2 separate regions of the Mus musculus genome follow, and region 1 is linked to region 2. The links are chromatin loops, found by intact Hi-C in ENCODE. Cell type or tissue: left cerebral cortex. All regions are shown on one strand. Links, peaks and the distances in the headings refer to the core of each region. The heading gives the core; the rest is flanking DNA.

What was found. A loop is a pair of places that touch in the nucleus more often than their neighbours do. Peaks named below come from ENCODE experiments on the same cell type or tissue, not always from the same donor. Only the 100,000 strongest peaks of a DNase experiment are listed, where the experiment ranks them.
Region 1: it touches region 2 in a loop (9-fold over the local background); 2 of 42 quality-filtered maps call a loop at or near these places.

Annotation. Positions count from the first base shown.
Region 1 is chr1:175,290,152-175,301,899 of GRCm38, reverse strand. The region is part of intron 2 of Rgs7 (regulator of G protein signaling 7); the gene reads left to right. Among named protein-coding and RNA genes, the nearest start is that of Rgs7, 200 kb to the left of the region's middle. In left cerebral cortex, for the core only: a CTCF peak has its summit at 2,076 (motif pointing right); DNase peaks (open chromatin) are centred at 4,787, 5,175, 5,966, 8,920 and 1 more place; H3K27ac peaks cover 2,610 bases.
Region 2 is chr1:175,102,441-175,114,188 of GRCm38, reverse strand. The region is part of intron 9 of Rgs7 (regulator of G protein signaling 7); the gene reads left to right. Among named protein-coding and RNA genes, the nearest start is that of Grem2, 190 kb to the right of the region's middle. In left cerebral cortex, for the core only: no CTCF peak of the experiment used is centred there; DNase peaks (open chromatin) are centred at 4,732, 5,516 and 6,316; H3K27ac peaks cover 2,453 bases.

The DNA of each region.
Region 1 (11,748 bases), core at 1,267-9,266, 190 kb before region 2:
GTGATATGGGAGTTACATGTGGAAAAGTTTAAGAAGTCTTCTTTTAGCTTCTTTTAGGCTGCTAGTTTTTGATGTGTGGTTCCAGGACCAGAAACAATAATCAACGAATCCTGACAAAATTGTTAAAAAATTTAAAAATAAATGAACAAATCCCCATTCACTATCCCTGCAGGTAATTGTGAAGCAGACAATAGTTTGAGAATTATTGGTGTATAGAGAGTGAAATAAATCCTCTTCTTGATACCTACTAAGTGACGGAGCAGAGATTCAAATTTCCCTCTGTTTCTAACTAAACATCTGGGATCTTCCTTTGTGAGCTACATGTGAAAATCAGTGTTAACCATACATAACTCCTAAAAAAGGGATGGGGAATTAAATCGAAAAGAGAAAAATGTTTATGATATATTATCCATAAACCGTGCAGTGACACAAAGACAATATTCTTCAAAGCTGGCTCTCAATCAGCCTCCGCGATTAAGCTGTATCCACTTTCAAAATTGCTGTCATCAGAATCATTTCACAATCCCTTCTGACTGAGGGAAAGGATTATGGCACCTTCTGTTCCCTCCCATTTTGCAATTAAGTCTCCCCTCCCCTTGCTATTCTGTTTTAATTTAAATGCTATTAAGAGTATCCTCAAAGATCAGTGGGTCAGAGAGAGAACTTGTCAACCTTAGGCTACATTTGGAAGGAATGTTAGAAATGAACACACATACACCGCATCCAGACATCCCCAAGGTCAGGGGAGGGAAATGTTCAGGAAGTGGCTGGCTGGCAGAATTCAGACCTTCTGTGTTGTAGCTTGGTGTGTTTGTTGCTAACAGTGAGATGTATAACAGGGGAAGACAAAGTGGCATTGAGTCACCTTTCTTTCTGACCATGCATTTCACCTAGCCTGTCTTCTTGCCAGCACACATGAGCAAGTACAAACTGCCTGCAGGACTTGGAAGGGAAATTCCTTGCTCAAATGTTGCCAGCAGACAACAAAATTCATTCTTGGATCTTTTATTTTTCATATTATCAAAGTGATTTTGGTACTTAGACGTAGAAATGAACGAGGGTCCATAATATAATGAAAGGAATTGGTTCAGAACCGAGTGTCTTTTTCCCACTGATGTTAATCAGTTAAAATGGATAATTAACTCTCAAATTAATCCCTGAGAAAATAAGGGAACATCTGTTGAAGTTTTAGTCTGGGGCGTTTTGTAAAAGAGCTTGGCAGTGGGTTCATGTTGGGCTAGGGAAATTTTGAGCTCCACCTCCGTTTTTTTCTCTCCTTTTGAAAGTTTGTCAAATAATATACACTCCACATGAAGGTGTTACAGCCTCCCCTGAATTGGCTCACTGATGTGTGAAGGGTGCCATTGCTGAATAGTGATGGAAACTTCCAGACTATTAAATTCAAGTGCCTTAGTAATAGCGACAGAAATGTCTCCCAGTGTGATGATGTAATATAAAAAAGTTACACTTCCAAAATACCCAGAAGAAGCTGGACTGCACCTTTACCTTGCTATAAAAGAGTTATAAAATACAATGCCAATGGACCTACATCTGAAGATCTCAATTGGCTTTGAGATTCTAGAACTGGCCAACCTACTAATCCAAAATGGTTCAGACAGCTCCTCCCTACCTCATGGTCAGGTTTCATTTATAGCTAGATCAAAGAATGGAAGGGAGGCAGTTAGACCACATTCAATGGTAGCTTGTGCCTATGTTATTCCACATGGCTTCAGCAGTTGATAATGTGTGACTGGCTGAGCTCCTGCTACCTGTCCCATGAGCATGTTGTAAGCAGCTTACACATCAAGCAAGGTTATAGAAACCTTTAGGCCAAGCTTAAAATATGTGCAGAGTCAGCTTTAGACAAAACAATACTCAATTCAACGTAAGCATACATGTAACATAATTAAGAATAGTAATAAGAGATACAGGGTGAGGTTTGATTGGTTATCTAAACCTCACCTCTTCTGACCCTTTGTAGTATATGCCCATTTAAAATAAACTTCTTTATGAGCATGGGTGTTTTGCCTGGATGTATAGCTTTACCTCACTTGTATTCCTGGTGCTTCCAAAGGCCAGAAGAGGGCACCAGATCCCTGGGAATGGAGTTAGAGCCAGTTGTGACCCACCTTGTATGTGTGCTGGGAGTTGGACATGGGTCTTCTGAAAGAGCAGCAAGTGCTCTTAAGCCGCTGAGCCTTCACTCTCTCTCTGGGTTGCAGATGCCCATTTTCATGTATGTGTCTGAGCTTTCTCACATCTTAAGACTTGCTCAGAAGGATTTTTGTTTATCTATGAGTTTGGTGAGAACACAGTCTCATAGGCTCTACCTTGTACCATCTGACATGGGACCCAGAAATCCGTTTTAATAAACTGTAAATTTCTCTGGGGTACACTCTGGTTTAAGAAGGCACTTCTCTATGGTGTGGGTAGAGGGGGGAGATTGCATTCTATTCTGGTCTTTTTTGCCAGTGATTGGCTTATAACATGCCCTTAACCCAGTTCTTGAAGTGACCCAAAGGGATTTCTTCTGCAAAGATACTGTGAAAAGCTCTTTTGCTCTTTAAAGGATGGAAAAAAGTAAGAGGTAGGAAACCAGGGACCCTAGAATTAAGATCCCAGCAGAAAAATCTACCCTCACAGTGAAATGTCCTTCCCTGGGGTACCTGGAACCTGGGGGAGCACTCATCTCCCAGGGCACAGACTCCCCCCCCCCAGAGCTAGTAACTGAGACATGGGGCCAAATCCATATATGCACTACTTGTTTGATCACTTTTGTAAAACGTAGCCCTTGTATAGGCAAGGTGATTACAATTTAGCTGCGCCACTTTGCTACAACTGTAAGTCAATTAAATTTTTCTTAAATTTGTGACTTTTTCTTATAAATAACAAGTATTAAGAATTAGAAGAGCTGGAATTTTCAGTTACCATAGAGTCCCACATTGAGTTTGTACATAGGTACATTAAAATATGTCTGGGCCCCACACTGTGACAATGAATACCACATAGTCATGGTAAAGGGTGACAAGTTAAAAAATGTGGGACCTGCAAAATGGTTCAGGCTCTTGATGCCAAGGGTGGTTATTTGTTCCCCACTGGAACCCACAGTGGGGAAGGGGAAGGAGAGAACTGACTCCTGGAAGTTGTTCTCTGATTTTAGAGGTCTGCCATGGTACACTCACTTCTACAGGCATGTGCATACTTGAATACAGCTTTGTGTGTGTGTGTGTGTGTGTGTGTGTGTGTGTGTGTGTGTGTATGTGTGTGTGTGCGCGCGCGTGTGTGTGTGTCTGTACATGTGTATGAGCATGCACACACACACATGCACACACTCTTTAAAAGAGTGTTCTAATTAGATTTAAAGTCACTCTACCTCATGCTGAAAGCACTTAAAAACAAAGTTAAAAGCCCTTGACTAACACATTGAGTGTTTGTTTTATTTCTAATGCTTAAAGCCCCAAAGTGGTACACTTGATCATGCCAGACCATTCAAGTTAATCTCACGGGGCAGTCATCATTTACCATAGAGCCTGAGAAGAAGAAACTCACCCAACTCATTGCTCTTTTGTAGAATTTATGAGAAACCTTCTGAAAAAAGGGTGTGGCCCAACTTTTAAAAAATTCTGTACAGTTAATCACACTCCCCATGGTGCTGACTACCATTAAATACTAACTATTCTTCTGGTAATACATGTGTGAAGGAATATAAATATAATTATCGAGTTACCTAATTGACATTTAACTTGCCAGCTTAAGCCTACAGGTATGGGAAAGGGGATTTGGAGAATTTCTGGCTCTTAAGTGAAGTTCCCTGTGTATTTCTTTGAAAAGCAGCTTTTATTTTTTGTTAATCTGCATAGCCACTGTTTCTAAAGCAATGTCTCACAAATGGGATGGAAGTATTTCAGAGCAATAAAAAGCATTTGTATATTTACACACATATTCCATAGGCAATATTTTCTAATATTATAAATGACCTCTAGACTTTTAAATAACACATCTTTTTATATTTCCCCCTCGCATTTATTCTAGTATGCATTTGTGATATATATTCTTTAACATTTAACTACTATTTCAATTTTCATTTTGAGATTGTCGACTGGCGTAGTAATTTATTTTTAGATGAACCATTTTCTGAAGATTGACAGATATTTTGTGGCTGGAAAAGGATTGCATTTTTATGAGATGTGTAAATTTAAATTTTTAAAACAATATATCTACCCCCTAAAATATGACTTAAAGTATTCTTGATCTGTAACTTGTATTGATTCTCAATGACTCGAGTATAATGTTACCTTCTCAGAAAAAGTCCACCTGACAGTTGCAGGTAGAATTCGATGCTCCTTCTCCTGGGATTCCTCTGTATCTTTACTTTGGCTCTGAATTAAAATCTGAATTTTTGTGTGCATATCTTCCTACACTGTAAAATGATAAACTTCTCCATTATGTGTACCACATTCCCCACTTGAATACTATACCGTCTTACCTGTCAGTGTTCTGCAGATACTCCTCAGAGACCAGAGTGAAGAAGAGGAAAGCAAGGGAAGAAGAGGGGTACAAAGAAGGAAGAAAGTAGCCAGGAGGAAGGGAAGAAGGCAGGGAGAAGATAAGGATGCAGGGAAGTGAGCAGAACAATAATATATATATTGAATTTGGTCATATGCTGGCACTCAGCAAAGGCTTGTTTCTATAGTTAGGAAATGCTGTCACCCAGACCTTAAAAAAATTGACTTTGGGGTGCTAAATAAAGAATGCACAGTTTGGAAAGAATAATTATAGCTAGCACTGATGTGGTGACTCTCTCTACCTGGCCCTTTCCCAAGCTCTCTAGTGGGTATATAGGGGGCTGGAAGTAGGAGGGTGTAAACTCATTTAATCCTTATAACAACTCTAGTAGGCGGATACTATTAATTGTCATTTCTCTTGCAGATGCTGAGGTTAAGGGACTAAAATGATGAATATCTTTCCCAAGGACAGTGGTTAGAGTAGCAGACCTGCTGTATTAACATCAGGGGGCAAACTCTGTTAGACCTCTGATGTTTATCACCTGCAAATGCATGCACACAAGGACGCTTCATGCTACGTTTTAAAGGTTAAAACCTTTGAAATTTGAACGTGTTTTATGGGATGACATAGTTTGTACATTACAGTTATAAGGCAGCAGCAATCTATATTTGGCGTCACGACAACATGAAGAACTGTATTAAAGGGCTGCAGTTTGGGGAATGTTAAGAGTCACCGCTCTAGAGGAACTGGGACACTCTTCAGTGTGGTGGAACTCTTTCATTATCCTCTCCAGCACTGAATGCATCCAGGAAAGCCCCATTTAGTGTGGAAAGCATGAAGACTTTCTTATGGGGATCAGTGGCCACAGAGAGTCTGAGAAGAGCTGAGAGAAGAAAAGAATTAGTAGAATTCTCAAGTGGCTTAAGGTTTTCTATCTGGGGAGTCAAAGCAAACCTCTCAGACTGGGACATGTGCTCTCAGCTGGCCTGTGGTTGTAGTTCCTAGGGTAAAGAGGTGTTACCATAGCAAGGAGTTTAGGACTGCCAGAGACATCCTCTGCTTATTGTCCTGGGAAGAGGCACATGCTATAGTCTTTAAAGGACTCTTTCCTCATTTTTGCTGTTTTGAGACAGGGTTTCACTATGTAGTCCAGGCTGGCTCCTGGCTCACAGTATAGATCAGGCTTTTCTTGATCTTTTCCTGTGTCAGCTTAACCAGGGCTGGGATTACAGGCATGTACTCCATGTCCTGTCACCTACTTATCTCTATAACCAACTCCTGAGGTCTCACTCTGTGTATAGAAAAGTTCCATTAGTCAATGGACAATCACTTTCATTTTGCCCTGAGTTACAGTGTGGATTCATGTCATCAGTAACTCCTGGGAACAGAACTGGACCTGCTCCCATTCTACTCTTCTTCTGCTGCCTCATGTTAGGTTTCGTTCAGGGATGATCTCCTGTGTGTCATCTTGGGAGGACGCCCATTCCTTGCTTCTTGCCTCAGTCTCCTAAGTACCGAGATTCCAGGAGTGAGCCATCACACACAGGTTAAGGCTTTGTAAGTAGAGAGAAAAAGTTGCTTCCGAGAAGCATGACTGTGACAGCCATTTTATCCAGGTTGGTTGCATCCAGAAAGAGTTGTAAGAGGAAGGAAGCTGTTCACCTGCCAATCACACCCAGGGTTCCTGAGTGAAGGGCTTGGGTGAGGCTAGAGTGTGTGGCTGAAGCTAAGGAGAAGTACTGGGGCAAGACAGGCCATCATACAGGTTATCACATAGCCTTTTCTGAGACGCCGTTTTGTTACCCTCCCGTATTCATTGACACATAAGAGAGATGCTGAATGCTGGAGGTCTGTGACTGAATCAACCCAGGGGCTTTTCTTCTCGTTGTTCACTTGACAACCACTTAGTAACAATCTCCTATGTGCATCCAGGCATTTGGATGGATAAGGGCAGGCATGAGGCTGAATAGGTGACATAAAGACTAACAAACATATATTTATTTAAAATTCTACTTTTGACTCTTTCATAACTGATCAACTATGGAAAGAAGCAGCAAGTGGTTGAATTTCCTGGGCATGATCCCACAGTCTCCCAAAGGTGGTAATTCCGTCTACACAGCAAACGATTTACTTAAGGAATTGCTGATCCTAAGAAAGCAGTGCTACAAGAGAAAAGCATAATTACTGTTGGCCAAAGAATGAACTTTTACAGCATGGGTAAGCCACCATCTAGTCTTTCTTTTCCAAACATCAAAGTTGCAAGTTGGTTCAACAAGGAACTTAAAGAGCATAATGTTTTGTAAGAATCTATCCAGCCTGGAAAACTGTACTGAAAAGCCAAGCCACGCCTTTTTGCATTTTGTACATGGAAACATCCATTACAAGAGGTTTTCCCTAAAGAAGTAGCCTTTCCACTTCATGATAGAGATCAGTGATAGGCAAGGGACAGTGTACCTGTTTGTTATCTTCAAGGCACACATCTAGTGACCTATCAGTTAAAACCTCACCTCCCAACCACCACCATCCTCTGTCCCCTAATGGTAGCTCTGATGGGAACCAAGGATTCAATATGTGAGCCTGTGAGGGACACTTTCTATTTGCAACACTGCATTCTCATTTTTCATGGATTGGTATTACCCAAAGAGATACAGGAATGACAAGCTCATGGTTTCAGATGTATTTAGAAGTGAGAAATTTTCCATGAATGAATTGAGCCTGAATTTTCTTTTTGAAACCTTGTCACTGTTGTGCTGAGCCTGGCAATGTCCCAGGAGTGAAAGATGTTCCTCATGACATCAGTGGTGTTATTGACAGACGTGGCTTTTGATACTGTATAATGAAATATTTCCACATTTGCAGTATCTGAATAACTCGGCACACCAAGGTCTTCCAAATGGCCAGGGAATGCATGCTCCAAATGACTCAAGTGCATGTAATGGCTGTGAGCACATGTTCCACGTGACCACTAAGTATGTGCTATTCCTGGACAAAAGGATCCATTCAGCATGAAAGTAGCATGATACGTTTTAAGGGTATGAAAATTCACTGGTGAAAGCTTCAGATTCTACAGCGTAATTCACCATCATGAAATTGCATCTTGTGCTGTTTTGATGTGTTGGCAAAGAGTGGCAAAGAGGAGTATCCCTGATAGCCCAGGAAGACCAGGGATATGTCTTCTTCTAAAATGTTTTTAGATCTGAGACTATAAAGCAATGCATCATGGCCAACAGAATGCAGAGTAGATATGAAAATCCAGCATCTATCAAGCACCGAAAAGATTTGTAAAAATGTCCTCTTCATGAGTTACTTTTGATAAACCTTTATACTATACATTAGTCAGTTCTAGTTTCAAAAATGATAAATATCACTTCATGTAACCCATCTATTTAAATAAACTCTTTGAAGTCATTTTTAATTTTAAAACCTCTTCTGGAATGCTGAGACTCAACGTTTTGAAATCTGCTTGGTTAATAAACTTTCTTCCTCTCTAGGGCAGGGTCTTGCTACCTGGCCTAGGCTGGCTTCCTCTAGTCCTAGCCATTGAGTGTTAGGGTTTCAGATATGCTCAGTTTTAGACAGGTTAACCTACAATTCTGTGTAGATGACAGGAAAGTTTTCCTTAAATGAAATGACAGAGGGTGGTTGCCAGAGCAGGGCAGACGGTTGCTGATGATTTTTAATTTTTTTTGTCTCCCCAACCCCATTTTGGGGAGTTACCTGAAGATCTCCTCCATGCTACACCAGGGCTCTACTATTGATCCCTTGGCCCTTGAGACAAGGTCATTTTTATGCATGTTAGACTGGCCTTGAAGTGGAAATCTTCATGTCTCTCCAGTGCTGGGTTTACAAGTATGCCACCATGACTGCCTACCTGGTTGGGTGAATGTTAAGAATAAATACAACTTATTTGCATTTATATGTTTATTTTCCCCATGGAACGTACCCAATAGATTAATTTTTAGAGGGTTCCAGCTGCATTGTACCTCATTCATAGACTGTGAAAGTGACTGAGAAGTTAGTAGCTAGTGCTTCTATTTAATGAACAAAATGGTGTGGCAAGTGTTATGCTTAGCCTCTGATGGTACAGGATATCTTACTTGTAAAATTCTTATTTCAGTTAAATATACTTGTGCAGGAAGACATGTGGATATACTGGACCAGAATGAAAATTATTTATACATTGTATCATAGGTTTTTCCTGAGCAGTTTAAAGCCTTGTAGGAGAGAACAGAGCTTTCACCGACTCTGCCCTGGAGTCTGACCTCTGGTATCTTCATTCACAGCAGAATGGCTCTTGTCCCCAAAGCCTTTCTTTGATTTCTTACACAATTGCTTCTTCATCTTTTTGGCTTCTCCACACTGAATACAGTTTAATGCAACTTGGATTGCCTTGCAGCTCTTCTCTTTCCTCTTTGTTATTCACTGTTCCATTTCCATCTGTCCATGTAGTGTGGGTTTTTCCACTTTCTCAGACACACCTTTTCTCAGGCACAATGTGTTCTGGGTTAATAAAATGATTTGAGTATGCCCCCCTTTTTTCTGTGGAACTAATTTGTAGTCTATGATCTGAAATATCCCTTCTCTAGGGACTCATGCCTCTCCCCTTACCTGTTATCATTGAAGATTACCCTAGGCTACACAGTAGATTTGGGGGAAATACTAGCTCTTTTAGTGAGATGTTCATAATCATTAACTATTTATTATAACAGCTGCCATGTGGACTAAATGACCCAGGTCTTATATAATGTAAGAAAATGTGTGGAACCAAACCCAGTTCTGTAAATTGAAATATGAATAAAACACACTGTATGAGAATTGCAAAGAAGTAATAAAAATGAGACAAAGCTCTAACTCTATGTATCAAATCTCAAGGACTATGTAATTCCCAGGTAGAGCATGAGAACAAATAGTACTTAGGGTGAGTATTTCAATCTTGGTTGAAATTCAAAGGACTCTTCTTCCTGGATACAGCCAACAGGAACATTTTCAGTGTGGTGAAAGTCTTTATCCAAGTGAGGACTATATTCAACAATACCAAGATTGCATTTCAAGGGTTAAATGTCATTCTTTTTCTTAAGCATATATTTTGAAATATCATCCTTTGTAGCCAAGTTCTGCACATCTACTCTTTTCAGCTTCGTTGCGGCAGTCCTGCTCATGAATTGCTCAGCCTCGAGAACTCTATGTCAATGTTTTGCCATATCCAAGGACTTAGTGATGCATCATCTGCAGGATGCATCATGTCTGTAGGATGATCATGTTGGCAACAAATGTAGAGCTATAGAAAAGAAGAAGGCAAATTTTCCTTATGTCACACATGAAGTATTATTTATTGTTTTACTATCTCTTTTCCAAAAATTGGAGAACAAACAGCAAGCCCAAAGCCCTGCATCAGTCCACCATGCTGTCAAAATTTCCATTGTGGCCCAGTATGGAAGGAGAGGCTAGGAAGCCAGTATCAGTTCATGGAAAAGTCAGTATTATTATTTTTTTAAAGGGGCTCTAAAAGATAAAATCTAAGAAGACTGAAATACTACATTGATAATTTGTATGGCTGTACTATAAGCATAGTTAGGCCCAATTTATTATGATAGTTTTCATGCCTATTTATTATTTCCTGCCATAGAAGTCTGGAAAATTATACATATAACACAAAGATTTGGTTTCATATGACTTTCTGACCTTTAACCTTACAGATTTTCTAGAAAGAACATATTTATTGTGTCTTATATTAGTCAACGTTAGCATCAACGGATAAAACTGGGGTTGGTGGTATACACTGATAACCTCAACATTTGAGAGCTGAGGCAGAAGGATGGCAAGTTCACAGTTAGCCTGTATAATACAAGATCATGTCATTAAAAAGCAAAAAGAAGCAAGAACAACAAAGAAACCCAGTCATGACAATGAATAGGACCCAGCAGCACCGCTCTGTTCAAGTCCCCTCATCTTTCTATAGTCCATTCATTTCTTGTCTTGTCCTACAGCTGCCTGCTGTGGGCCATTTCCCCTAAGGAAAATGAGTGTAACCATATTTTCAATGTACCAAACGTCCACCCTATCTACTCCTTTGATAATATAGGCGAGGTTGATGACCTGCCTCCCGAGAGCTCTGTCTATAGAGATATTCAGTAATTAACCAGCAGAAAAAATCCTGATGACTATCTGAACCAACAGACCCCAGATGATTACCACACAAGCAGCCAGTTGAGGCTCTCAGTATAAAGTACACAAGCTACAGCCCTGCTCTGAACATCCAGAACAGGGAGAGCAAGTCAGCTGCAGTCTGGGAGGCACAAGGATGAGACCAGTTCCTGGAGAGGCCAGACTGGAGGAGGACCATGAGATGACTGGTTTAGTGCTTGTGCCTCACTGATGCTTACGTGAGAATCTTCTAGAGCACAGTTTCTCTTCTGTCCTTGTCACCAGTATGAACTTTACAGCTTATATAATGTCACTTCTTCATAGAACAATTTGAATAAAGAACCTACTCCCTAAATACCACAATGAAAAAGACCGATATCCTAAAACGGGAAAGGGAAAGGGAAAGCAGATCCAAGCCACTCCATCACTGTGTTGCCTGTTAACACTGACTCATGTGGTATGAAGGACAGTCATTTCTCTCACATTGTAGTTTTCAGGATACAGAATGGTAAGCATGCTCATATTTGAAAGAGTGGACTCCTCCTTGCAGTAAGAGGAGAACTGCCCCCCTTCCCTGTAAGAGATGTACCTGAATCTGGGCTTCCTGGTAAGTTGTACAGTGAGGTAGACTGGGTTTCATATGGTCATTTAGAATTTTTGAGACATGAAAGCTTAAAGCAACAGACATCTCTACATATCCAAAGCAAACCATTTTCATACACGTGGTCAGTTGTTCAACCAGTTGCAAGCTCCCTGATTAGACCCCAGTATGTTACTTACATACAAACTTCACAACTGGAAGATAGCATTGCTTTTATAAAAGACATCACAGTCAGACAAAGATTGACTTCAAATCCTTCTCAGGAATGCATCAGGAATGCAATGATATATTACATATACTGTACAGGGAGATATAACTGAATTTGTAAGTGTGTAAATGTAATGGAAGCCTACCCATGTGAGAAAAAAATCTATATTTGGCATTTGCTATAGTGTGTGAGTCACTCGCCATTGGTATGTTTGGCAGAAACTCAAAAGCAGGAAGGAGAGTTGCATTAAATAAAAGGTAGGAAAGGAATGAGGGAGAGGTGGAAGGAT
Region 2 (11,748 bases), core at 1,531-9,530:
AATTGTGTTCCATAAACTTGGTATGTTGTACCTTCATTTTCATTGAACTCTAGAAAGTCCTTTTTTCCCCTTTATTTCTTCCCTGACCTAGAGATCATTAAGTAGGGAGTTGTTCAGTTTCCATGAATGTGTAGGCTTTCTGTTGTTTCTATTTTTGTTGAAGCCTAGTGTTAAGCCATAGTGGTCTGATATGATACAAGGCATTATATCAATTTTCCTGTATCTATTGCGGCTTGTTTTGTGACCACCTATATGGTCAATTTTGGAGAAGGATCCACCAGGTGCTGAGAAGAAGGTAGATTTTTGTGTTTGGGTAGAATGTTTTATAGATGTCTGTTAGGTCCATTTGATTTGTAATGTGTGTTAGTTTCATTACTTTTCTGTTTAGTTTTTGTCCAGATGACCTGTCAATTGGAGAGAGTGGGGTGTTGAAGTCTCCCACTCCTAATGTGTGTGGTTCAATGTGTGACTTATGATTTAGCAACGTTTCTTTTACAGATGTGGGAACCTTCACATTTGGGCCATAGATGTTCAGAATTGAGGTATCTTCTTGGTAGATTTTTTTTCCTTTGATGAATACAAAGGGTTCTTCCCTATATCTTTTGATTAATTTTGGTTGAAATTTATTTTACTAGATATTAGGATGGCTACTCCAGCTTGCTTCTTGGGTCTGTTTTCTTGAAAAACTTTTTTCCAGCCCTATACCTGAGGTAGTGTCTATCTTCATTGCTGAGGTGTGTTTCTTGTATGGAGCAGAATGATGACATCTGTTTTTGCATCAATTCTGTTAGCCTATCTTTTTTTCTTTTTTATTGGAGAACTGAATCCATTGATATTGAGAAATGTTAATGACCACTGATTTTTATTTGCTTTATTTTGATGTTTGTGGGATGTGTGTGTGTGTGTATGTGTGTGTGTGTGTGTGTGTGTGTGTGTGTGTGTGTGTGTGTGTGTGTTTTCTTGTTTCATTGGTATGGAATTACCTCCTTGGGTTGGAGTTTTCCTTCTAGTGTTTTCTGTAAAGCTGGATTTGTGGATAGATATTGTTTGAATATGGGTTTGTCTTGAAATACTTTCCTTTCAGGTCTTTCCCAGTTTTATTTATTTTCTTTACCTCTTCAACTGTATTTTCCTGTATATTCTAAGGGGCTTATTTCTTTCTCTTTAAAGACCTCTATCTGCTTGATTGTATTTTCCTGTATTTCTTTAAGGGATTTATTTGTTTCCTCTTTAAAGGCCTCTAACATCTTTATAAGTTTGGATTTAAGGTCATTTTCTTATGCTTTGGTTGTGCTACTGTATCCAGGGCTTGCTGTAGTAGGGTTGCTGTGCTCTGAAGGTGTCATATTGCCCATACTTTTATTGATTGTGTTTTTTCTAGGACCTTTAGCCATCTGGATGGTTTTGGTAACTGGATGTTCCTGTTATAAAAGGTATTTGGAGTAGGTTTAGCCTCAATGGTTCTGGTGTGGCAGGCCTCTGATCGATATCCTTGGGCTTTATGTTTCAGGATCTGTAGATCTGTACGGTTCTGAAGCCACAGATTCATTGAAGGAGAGCAAAGAGGTTTGGGGAAATGGAGGTCTGTCTAGGTTAGCAGGATGCTTTGTGTGCCCCAGAGGACTGAGCATGCAGGGAAGATGGTTAGGGCAAGCAAGCTAATTTGTATGGTTCAGGATCTGAAGGTCTAATGAAAATAGGCAGAAAGGTGTAGGGAGAAAGTAGGTCCAGAGGGAACAGCAGACTTTTCAGGTAACTTGGCTTACCCAGAGGACTGAGCAAGCAGAGAAGATGGGTACAGGAAGGGAAGCTTACCTGTAAGGTTCAGGCTATGCAAGTCTGATGAAGTTGTGTGGAGAGGTGGTGGGAGAATGCACTTAAAGTTTTTAAACATTTTTGAATGTACCCAAACTTACGTAATGGTAAGCTTTGTCTGGCCACCATGCTTGCCACATCTCTAAAGGCATGTCTTCAACCAGGGAATGTCTAGCATATATATTGCCTTTCTCCAAAATATTCCAGTTCTTCTGCTTGTGACAAGATGAAAGGGCAGTGTGGCCACTGGGATATCTATATGGCATCAAGCCTGGGATACAGAGTTCTGCCTTAACTACCTTAGTGCTGATTGCAACAGACATGACACTCAATTTTAGGGATGAGCACAGTGTTTTAGCCCTTCTCAGAAGTTTATGTCATGGGATGGCTGTGGCTTTTTCATACTTACAATAAGAATGAAAAGAAGAATATTAAAAGCAGTAAATAAATACCAGAGTGGGGCACATTTGACTTTTATCATCTGGAGTCTTGCTGTCTTCCTAGGCATCTTTCTTTTTGAAAGAATGGATACATGGAGCTAGGATGGCCTGGTACCTTTTGTATAGCCCAGGTTGGCCCCAAAACTCACAGAGATCCATCCATCTACCTTTGCTCTAGACTTCTAGGATTAAAAGTGTATGGCACCTTGTCCACCCTAATTATAGCTCTTAGAAAAGCTAATGAAAATCATGACATAGACTATTAATGTAGTTCTCTCTGTACTGTGTGTGCCTAGCAAGCCATAGGTTGTATCCCAAGACTGAAAAGCCATGACTGGTGGTACATGTCTGCAACCTCAGGATTAGGGAAGTGGAAATAGGAGAACCAAATGCCCAAGGTCATCCTCTGCTACACAGTGACTCCTGGCTTCATGAGATTCTGTTTCAGAAATATATATATATTTTTTAAAAAAGGAGGATGATAAAGAAGCAAAGCAAAAATAAAGATCCACAATAAAATCACTAGGTCTTAAAAAGCATAGGGATAATATGTATTACTATTACATTAAATGGCCCTATATTCAATAATTCACAGTACGAAGACACAATAAATAAAATAAATAATACTATGATCATAATAAATATATATTAAAAATAACTTTTAATTACAAGTTAAACAATTATATTTTCTGGAATGACCTACATTTATAAACATGTAAAATGCCTTCATTTTTAATAACCCCACATTGAGGTATCTTAACAAATTTGCTTGTTGATATCTTCATTAAACTATACACCTAACATCAATCGGTGGAAAGCTGCTTTCCCCTGGCAGGGGAAATTGCTGCTTTAGTTGTGCCTGCCTGGTCTTGTTTTGATCTGGTCCCATTTATTTAATCAAGAACACAGTGAGCAATGAGCAAGGGTGGCAGCTCAGCATCTCCACATTTAAAGCCAGCCTCATGTGATGTGATGATATAGTGTGTAAGTTAAAAACTAGAGACATAGTCGGTCGTGGTGGCACACGCCTTTAATCCCAGCTCTCGGGAGGCAGAGGCAAGCGGATTTCTGAGTTTGGCAGCCTGGTCTACAAAGTGAGTTCCAGGACTGTCAGGGCTATACAGAGAAACCCTGTCTCGAAAAACAAAGCAAAAAATAAAAAACAAACAAACAAACAAACAAAAAACTAGAGACATAGACAATACATCTAATGGGACTTATATATGAGTTTTTAAAGCTATGAGGTCATCTTTAATTCAAATTAGAAAACATAATCTGCCTCTAATACTTAAGGTCTGTATGAAATAAGGTTAGCTTTTCTAAATGTGTTAGTGTTTATTCTGGTAAAAAACAAATTGAGGTCTAATCAAGGAGATGGACTCTTCACTTGCCAACGATTCCAGACAATTCCCAGAAACAGCTCACAGCGGAAGCAGCAGATCAGACTGTGTTGTATTCAAGATAATGTGGAATTTGGCTTTTTTCCTGTATAGCTAATGATACTTGGAACTTTATTTTATTTTAGTTTTTGCAGTTCTGGGGCTTAGACCCAGGGCCTTGCCATGCTAGGCATGCTCCTTATCACTTAGCTATATTCCCAGCACTAATGTGTTGAAAATTACTATTGATAGGTTAGCACATAGTTAAGTCAAATTTTTTAAAAAGTATTTATTAAAATTAAAATGTTGAAGAAAATCTATTTTCAAGTTCTCTGCGAAGCTCTGGACCTAATGCTTTGTGTGGTGGGATTTGATTTGTGATAAGTGGATGAATGAGGAGGCAACAAAACAAGTATACACACACACACACACACACACACACACACACACACACACACACACACACACACACACACACCTCCAAGCCCAGCCAGGATCTTGATGCTAGGGATTTGGATTTATCCTTTTTCTTCAAGGTGGATTCCATATGGACAATGTGAAATTTACAGGATAAGAAAACTCTCCCAATAATCAAAGCTCTATGAAGTGAGAAGCATGTATTAGAAATGCCACTCAGAAACACAATGAAAGAAAGTGATCAATGACTAATGAATAAGCCTGGTCATTTTAAGACTTTCTTCTAGCACTGATCTAGTGTGAATCAATTGTGACTAGTTATTAATTAGTTTATTGAATGCCTGCTAGATAGTCAGCAAAGACTCTTTAACAGTGCCAAGAAGCAGAAATATATGTCGCATTACTAATCAAACTAAAAACACCAGGCACTGAGTACTTCCTGAATTCAAGTTAAACAAATTCTAACTGCAAAGCAGTGACAAGAGTTTATTGCCATACACTTTCTGGGTCTAGTGCTTGTTAAGTCACGCCTGCTTTTCATGCTGCCTTCATTGACATTCTGTGCAGCACATATTTTTAAAAACATCATCAGACTAAACTTATCATCTGTAGGACCAAGTTAGTGGAAATTTTGAGTCTGAGTAATTAAGGAAAATGATGGAAATGCACAATTGGCAAAGGGCTTTGTCAAGAACTGGAAAGTGAATTCACTTTGGAACTGACTGGATATGAAGCCATGGCAAATCAGATGTCAAGACCAGAGACCTTGTCAATAACAGAAGCAATGGGGCCTGAGTTGGAAGCCTGTTTGGCATACAGAATTAATTTTGAAACTCATTACAATGAAGGTGGAAATTCTTGGGCTGGGTAGGAAAGCCTGAGGGGAGGTGAGAAAGGTTTTCCATCTGGAAGGTTACAGATTTTTCTCCTACTTTCCTACAGAAACTCTAAAAGAACATATTGAAATTTCCTCTGTATCATTTTTTTTCTTCATTTTGATTTAGGGTTTAGTTATACTTATCTGTATTTGACACCAATATCCACAGTTTTACTATAAAATATGACAGTATTGGATTTTGGACTACAATCAGCCAGGTGAGGTCGTGCATGCCCATGACTTCAGAACTTGGGAGGCTGAGGCAGGAGGATGCCTGTGTAAGACACTAACTAAAACCTCTCTTCCAAAATGGAGGAGAAGGAGGTTGGAGTGGAAGAAGGAAACAAAGAGAAGGAAGAAGAGAAAGGGAGGGAGGGTTAAGAAATGGAATAAAGGAGGGAAGGGAAAGGAAGACCCCAAAGAGAATTTATTTTATTTCTTTAATATAGACATGTAAGATGAGGCAGGAGAGAGTAACATTTTCTCATGAGCTAAATGCTCAAATCATGCACTGCATAAAAAGTCTCACTTCTCCTCCCACCCCTCCCACAATGCATGCATCCCACATGATAGCTCATCTTCCTTTCTACTTTCCCTTTGCAAAGACTAAAACTGGCAGAGAAGAAGTGCCTCCGTGACTATTTTATATAGGACACTGTTTGGTTCATGTAACTAGAGCTAAAAAGGTTTGGCTCCATTACCAACTCCCTTCTTTGAAGAAATTTTGTTAAAAGCTTCCAAGTCTCACCATTTGAAATATAGATAATAATAACTGCCTTCCAGGACCCTGAGAGCATACAGATAGCAGTGACAGTTTGATATTTACTTGGCACATAGTCATTGTGCTGTAACTAGAAGCTAAAGTTGCCTTAGCTATAATTCTTTTGTGTATTTAGTCATTCATTCATTCATTCATTCATTCTGTGTATGAGTGTGTGTGTGTGTGTGTGTGTGTGTGATGCATTTATGCATGCACACCTGTGTGTGCCAGTATGCTCTCCCAGGCATATCTGAGTGAATGCTAGAGATCAACACCGGACACCTTCCTGTATTTCCTTCTGCCTTGTGTATTTTGAGAAAGGGTCTCTAGGGGAACTTGCTAGTTGCTTTTTTTTTGTTGTTGTTGTTTTGGTTTTTTTTTTGTTTTATTTTTGATAAAGTAAACATCCAGTGAGCCTCTCAGATCTGCCTGTTTCTACACTGGATTACAGACGTCTGCCACCATGCCCAGCTTTTATGTGGGTACAGGGATCCAAACTCGGGTCCTCACACATGTGCTGCAAGCGCTTTTCCCACTGTGGTGACTTGTGTTGAATTTCAGCTTGACAGGATATGAAGTCACCTCGGGGGCAAACCTAGAGGCACGCCCGCCCATGAGAGGTCATTTAGATTAGGTTGATTCCTGGTAATGCCTGTGAGGGATCATCTTGACTACGTGACCGGATGGAGGCAGAGCTAGTGAACATGTGAGAGGCACCACTTCACCAGACCTGAGCAGCATCGTTCATCACTTCCCTGTTCTTGAATGCCAAGGCCATGTAACCAGCAACTTCAAGTCCCTGCTGCACAGGCTTGCTCACCATAGAGAGCTATGCTTACTGACTGTGAGACAGAGTAAACACTTCCATCTTTAAACTGCTTTTATTGAGCCTTTTATCTCAGCAACAAGAAAAGTCACCAAGATACACACTGAGCCATCACCCCACCCCCACCACCCCCTGGCCCCAAGTCAGTAATAATGCTTTTGAGAAAAGATGAGAAAGTGGGGAGTCAAGTGGTATAGAAAAGTTCTCCAAAAAAAAAAAAAAAAGCAAGAGCTGGGCGTAGTGGCACACACCTTTAACCTCAGCACTTGGGAGGCAGAGGCAGGTGAATTTCTGAGTTCGAGGCCAGCCTGGTCTACAGAGTGAGTTCCAGGACTGCTAGGGCTACACAGAGAAACCCTGTCTCGAAACACCCCCCCCCCAAAAAAAAAGAAAAAAGAAAAAAAGAAAAGCTCTCTGATGTAAATGTGACACAGTGTCTTCAGGAAAGGTTTTTGGAAATCAGAAAAGCTGGAGTCAACCTTTGGAGCTAGAGTAAGCATGACATCAATCTACTGCTGCATAAAAAAAAAATCACTCCAAAGCGCAGCAGTGTGAAGGAGCAAACATGACTTAGTTGTTACTTTCTGAGAAGCAGGAGTTCAGAAGTGGTTTCTTAGATGGTTCTGGTTCAAGACCGCTCAAGACCCTTCCGTCAAGTTACCTGAGGTGACACAGTCACCAGAAATGATAGTCTTGAATTAATGGTGGTTACAAGAAGATATGATCACAGAATCCTTCATACAAGAAGGTCCCAGATGTTCCACATCTTCTCCAAATAAACAACCACATGTGTGAAACCTCACTTGACTCAAGCTAATCTCAGACATGGTGTGGTAAGATGTCTTCCTCTGCCTCTGAACCACATTGACTAACACAGTGCGATGTGGGTTCTGACAGGATGAAGCCATTAAAGACCAGAGCTGTTCTGGTCCTGAATGGCTAATTTTGAGAACTTTTAACGTTTTTTCTTTTTTCTTTTTTCATTACTAGCTGTGCTTAGCTGGGGCAGAGCATGCATTAGGCAAGTGTTGTACCACTGAACTATACCCCAGGCAAAGAACTTGAACATTCAGTAGGGAAGGACAATTCTAATTTTCCATGAACAGAAACTATTTGCACTCCTCCTTATCTATGCAAACGCTGGTGATAGGGTTGCCTTCCTCAGCAGGAGGAGGAGGAGGAGGAGGAGGAGTCTGTGGAGGTGGGGTTAGGAGTTGTGAGCTTGTCACAGCTGGACATGGTGATTTCTCTGCAAATCCTCAGAAGGATGTGGAGGACTTCTTCTCTTGCCACTGCCCACTCCAGTGCTGAGACAGTTGTTCATGACTTCTAGGTGTTCATGTGAATGACTTCAAAGCAGAGCTAGCAGTTCCTCTCTCATAAAATGGAGAGAACCCCAACTTACAAGGTGACCGCAAGCGCACTTGATATTGAAATGGTGGACAAAGGTTGGTGACTGTCCCTTAATGGACAGACTGCCTCAGTGGTCCTTATTCAGGCCCTGACCACTGTTGGCACACTTACAGAACACATTCTGAGCAGATAAGTGAATTAATCATGCTTTCTCCTTCATTCCCACAAGCTCCCTTGCATTCATAGGAAGGGAATTTAAAAGGCACACACAGTGGCTCGGCATAAGATGGCTCAATGGGTAAAAGTATGGGCTACCCAGCTTGATGACCTGAGTTCAATATTCAGGACCTACATGGCAAAATAAGAGATCTGATTTCTCCCAAACTGTCCTCTGACCTCCACACATGCCACAGCATACACATACCCCTATACAAACAAATATAAACAAACAAACAAACAATAAAGGTAGCAAAACACACATATCTATATTTGTCTCATGCTCTTGTTTATGAACCAACCCAGATTTCAGTGGCCAGTTTAGAGTCAACAAACTGTCCTAAAAGTTGTTGATTTTTGGCACAACTCAGCAGGTTAGAACATTCTCTAGTTCACTGTATGTCATTCAACTAAACCACGTGTAAGATACATACACGTGTCCTGAATCTTCTTTCTGCAAAATCCACAAGACCAACTGTGCCTCCAGGTGCCTAGCCTTATCTATAATGCACATTGGATTCTGTCAGCAGTTTCTAGCAATAAGCGCTTTTTATGACTGTTATATCACCCATTCTTTGCTCTGACCATGCCAGGTGACAGTTGTCCTTAATTTACCAACAAGAGAAAGCAAGACTCTCGAGTTGGCTGTTGGAGAGCTAAGAACAAATCATCATCCGAATTAAAACACTTGATCATTGCTCCCACATCCATGTAACCTCCACTGAGAAGTTTCAGTCTCTCACCAGGCCTGCCTCTGTGCACATCTAGCTTTTATTTTCTATCAGTGCAATGGACTGAAGTTTGACCTCACAAGGTGGCTCACCTCTGAATAGTTGAGGTTTGAATCCCTTGCATGGTCCCTGTATCTTGGAAGTCAGCTTCCTACCCAGCTGAGGACAGTACCTACCAGCTGCCACATCTCTGAGAGGCTGAAAACTTCACCAGCCATGCTGAGCTGCTGAGAAAGAGTTACAAGATGCAATGTGACATGTGCAACTGACAGGTATAAATATTTCCTGAAAACCTCCATGACTGCTCCTGGACTTGAATTGGCAAACACAATACTCCATAGATCTCAGGTTTCTTTTACTCCTATGTGTTAGGTACCATTTAGACACACAGCTTCGAGTGCTCATTTGAAATTTACTGGCACAACTTTGGTGTCTCCATGCAACTTACTCAGCAGCATTCCCATTATAACCTTGCTTTGTCGGTTTTTGCAGCATCCATGGGAGCCAATTCAGGTTGAAGAGGACAGAAATAATGAGGTGCTCCATCCTTAATGGCCAAAAAGTCCCAGGGGGCTTTTCTCCCCATGACTCACGGTCTCATTCTTAATATCTTCAGCTGTTGGAGAAAACCTAAAGATCTGTTAATCCAAACTTTAATCTTTCTTTTGTGCTGTGGAAAAGGAACAGCCCTTCTATTATTCACATCTGTTCTTTTGGATTGAAAAAATATTTTGACAGCATGGCTATCAGGAGCCTTTATGAGTGAAATTGTTCTTTTTTTTTCTCTTTCTCTCTCCCCAGCTCTTTTATCTTGTGTGCTTGTTCTATCCCTGAATAGATATCAAGATACGGTGTCCTATTATTATGTAATATCTGATGCTATTTATGTGAGCCATGGGTAGAGTGAGAATAAAACCACTTCCCTGTTATTAGTCCTGTCTCTCTAGCCTGCAAATTGGCAACTTTTCAAGATGATATGCCCAGATTTCTAGCCTGTTTCTTCTGAAAGGGCAAGAATATGAATAGTGGTTGGGGCTATGTTGGTAGAAGACCCTGACGGTTAACAGCTAACTCCTAGGAAGGGTGGTAGAGGAAAACACTGGCCTTAAGTATCAGTGTTATTCTGCAGAGCCTGGGGTCTAAGCAATTGGGAAGGGTGGTCTCCTAGCTATAATATACTCTTTGGAAGCCAACCCCCTGGACCAGTCCTACTATATACAGCCACAATAAGATCTGTTTGCTAGCAGAAAAGGTGTCCATAGATAGTCTCTTAAACACACACAAAAAGAGTACATAGGTTCTTAAACAGAACTCAAGATCTGAGATGAAAGAGTCCGTGGGATTCCATTGTACAACATTGCAACTATTTCTGAAATCATATCAAAGATTTGGAAACACGTACATGCACTTAGGCTAAGAAACATAGCCTCGACAGGGAAGGCTGAGCAGGAGCAGCAGCCCTCTGTGTGGATGGAGCCGGTGTGACTCCGATTTCATGGGGAGCAGTTAGTATTGCGGCCTGAATTTGTTTTCTCCAGTTCATTTACACCAGCCCTTCCATGTCCAAATTGTTATCTTTTTTTTTTAAGGAAAAAAGAAAGGAATGACAATCTGTGTTCTCTTAATCCCGACAGCAGGCATCTTCAAATGAGTGCCATTTTCTTCAGAAAAGCAAATGAAAATTTAAAGCCGTCTAAATAAGAAAAAATATCCTTCCCACTAATCCAGAAATTTGCAAATTTCTCCTTGGTCCTACATCTTCCCCTCCCCAAAATTTCATGTACCTACTTACAAAAAAAAAAAAAAAAAAAAAAACAAAAACAAAAACAAAAAAAAAACTGGTGTTTCTAACACAAATTATATTTTAGCAACAGAAACTCCAATACACACAAACATACATACACACATACCTTTGCCACTAATTATGTGCTTTCAAAGGTTATTAGAACAGTCAGCACCTTGGGAAGGGAAATGTGGGCCGTTCTAGGATAAAGAGGAGGAAGTGTAACCACTGAGTGTGGGGTCCGGGACTTGGTGATGCTAACATGCTGTCTAACATGTGCAAGGAGCTGAGTTAGATTTCACCATGGCAAAAAGGTGGCGGGGGGGGGGAGAACTTGAGTGTTCACTGTCTAACGCTGCATCTCTGAGATACAATGAAGAGCATTGATGGGAACTGAACTTTGCATTCTGGCTCTTTTCTCATCTCAGGCTTTTACTCACCTTGTTGACTCTTTAAACTTCATGGATTATGAAGAGAGGAAAGATGACTAGTAGAGTTTGGGTTGGGAAACAGTGAAAACTGTCCAAAACTGTGCGGCCTACACTGGGCGCATCACTTCACATAGGGAGTATGTAGCTGTTACTCTCCTGTGCCTAGATAAGAAGCCAGCTCTTCCAAGCACTGTTACTATTTTGTAGTCATGGTTCTGTGTGTGTGCTTCACATATGATTATTGACATTGTTCTGGATTCATTTCTATTGCTGTGATAAAATATCCTAACCTAAAGCAACTTAAGAGATAGTTTATTTTAGCTTTTGATTGCAGGTTTTAGCCTATTAGCGGAGGGAAGATAAGGTTGTAGGAACTCAGCAGTTCACATCCCGTTCAGTCAGGATCAAGGAGAAATGGACAATGCTCATTTTCTTGCTTTTTTGCTGGCATCTCTGTTTCTCCAGTCTTGCACACCTAGGGAATGAGTTCCTCAAACTGGTTAGTCTTCTCGCTCTTCTATAGACATGCCGATAGGCCAGCTCAATGCAGACAGTCCCTCACTGAGACTTTCTTCCCAGGTGAATCTAGACTATGTTAAGCTGACAAGTAAAATTACCCTCACAAAAATCTTAAAAAGTCACACAGTCGTTTAAAAAGTGACTTGTTCAAAGTTTCTCTATATCCTTAACTATGTGACAGATGGAACAAATTTTAAAGGA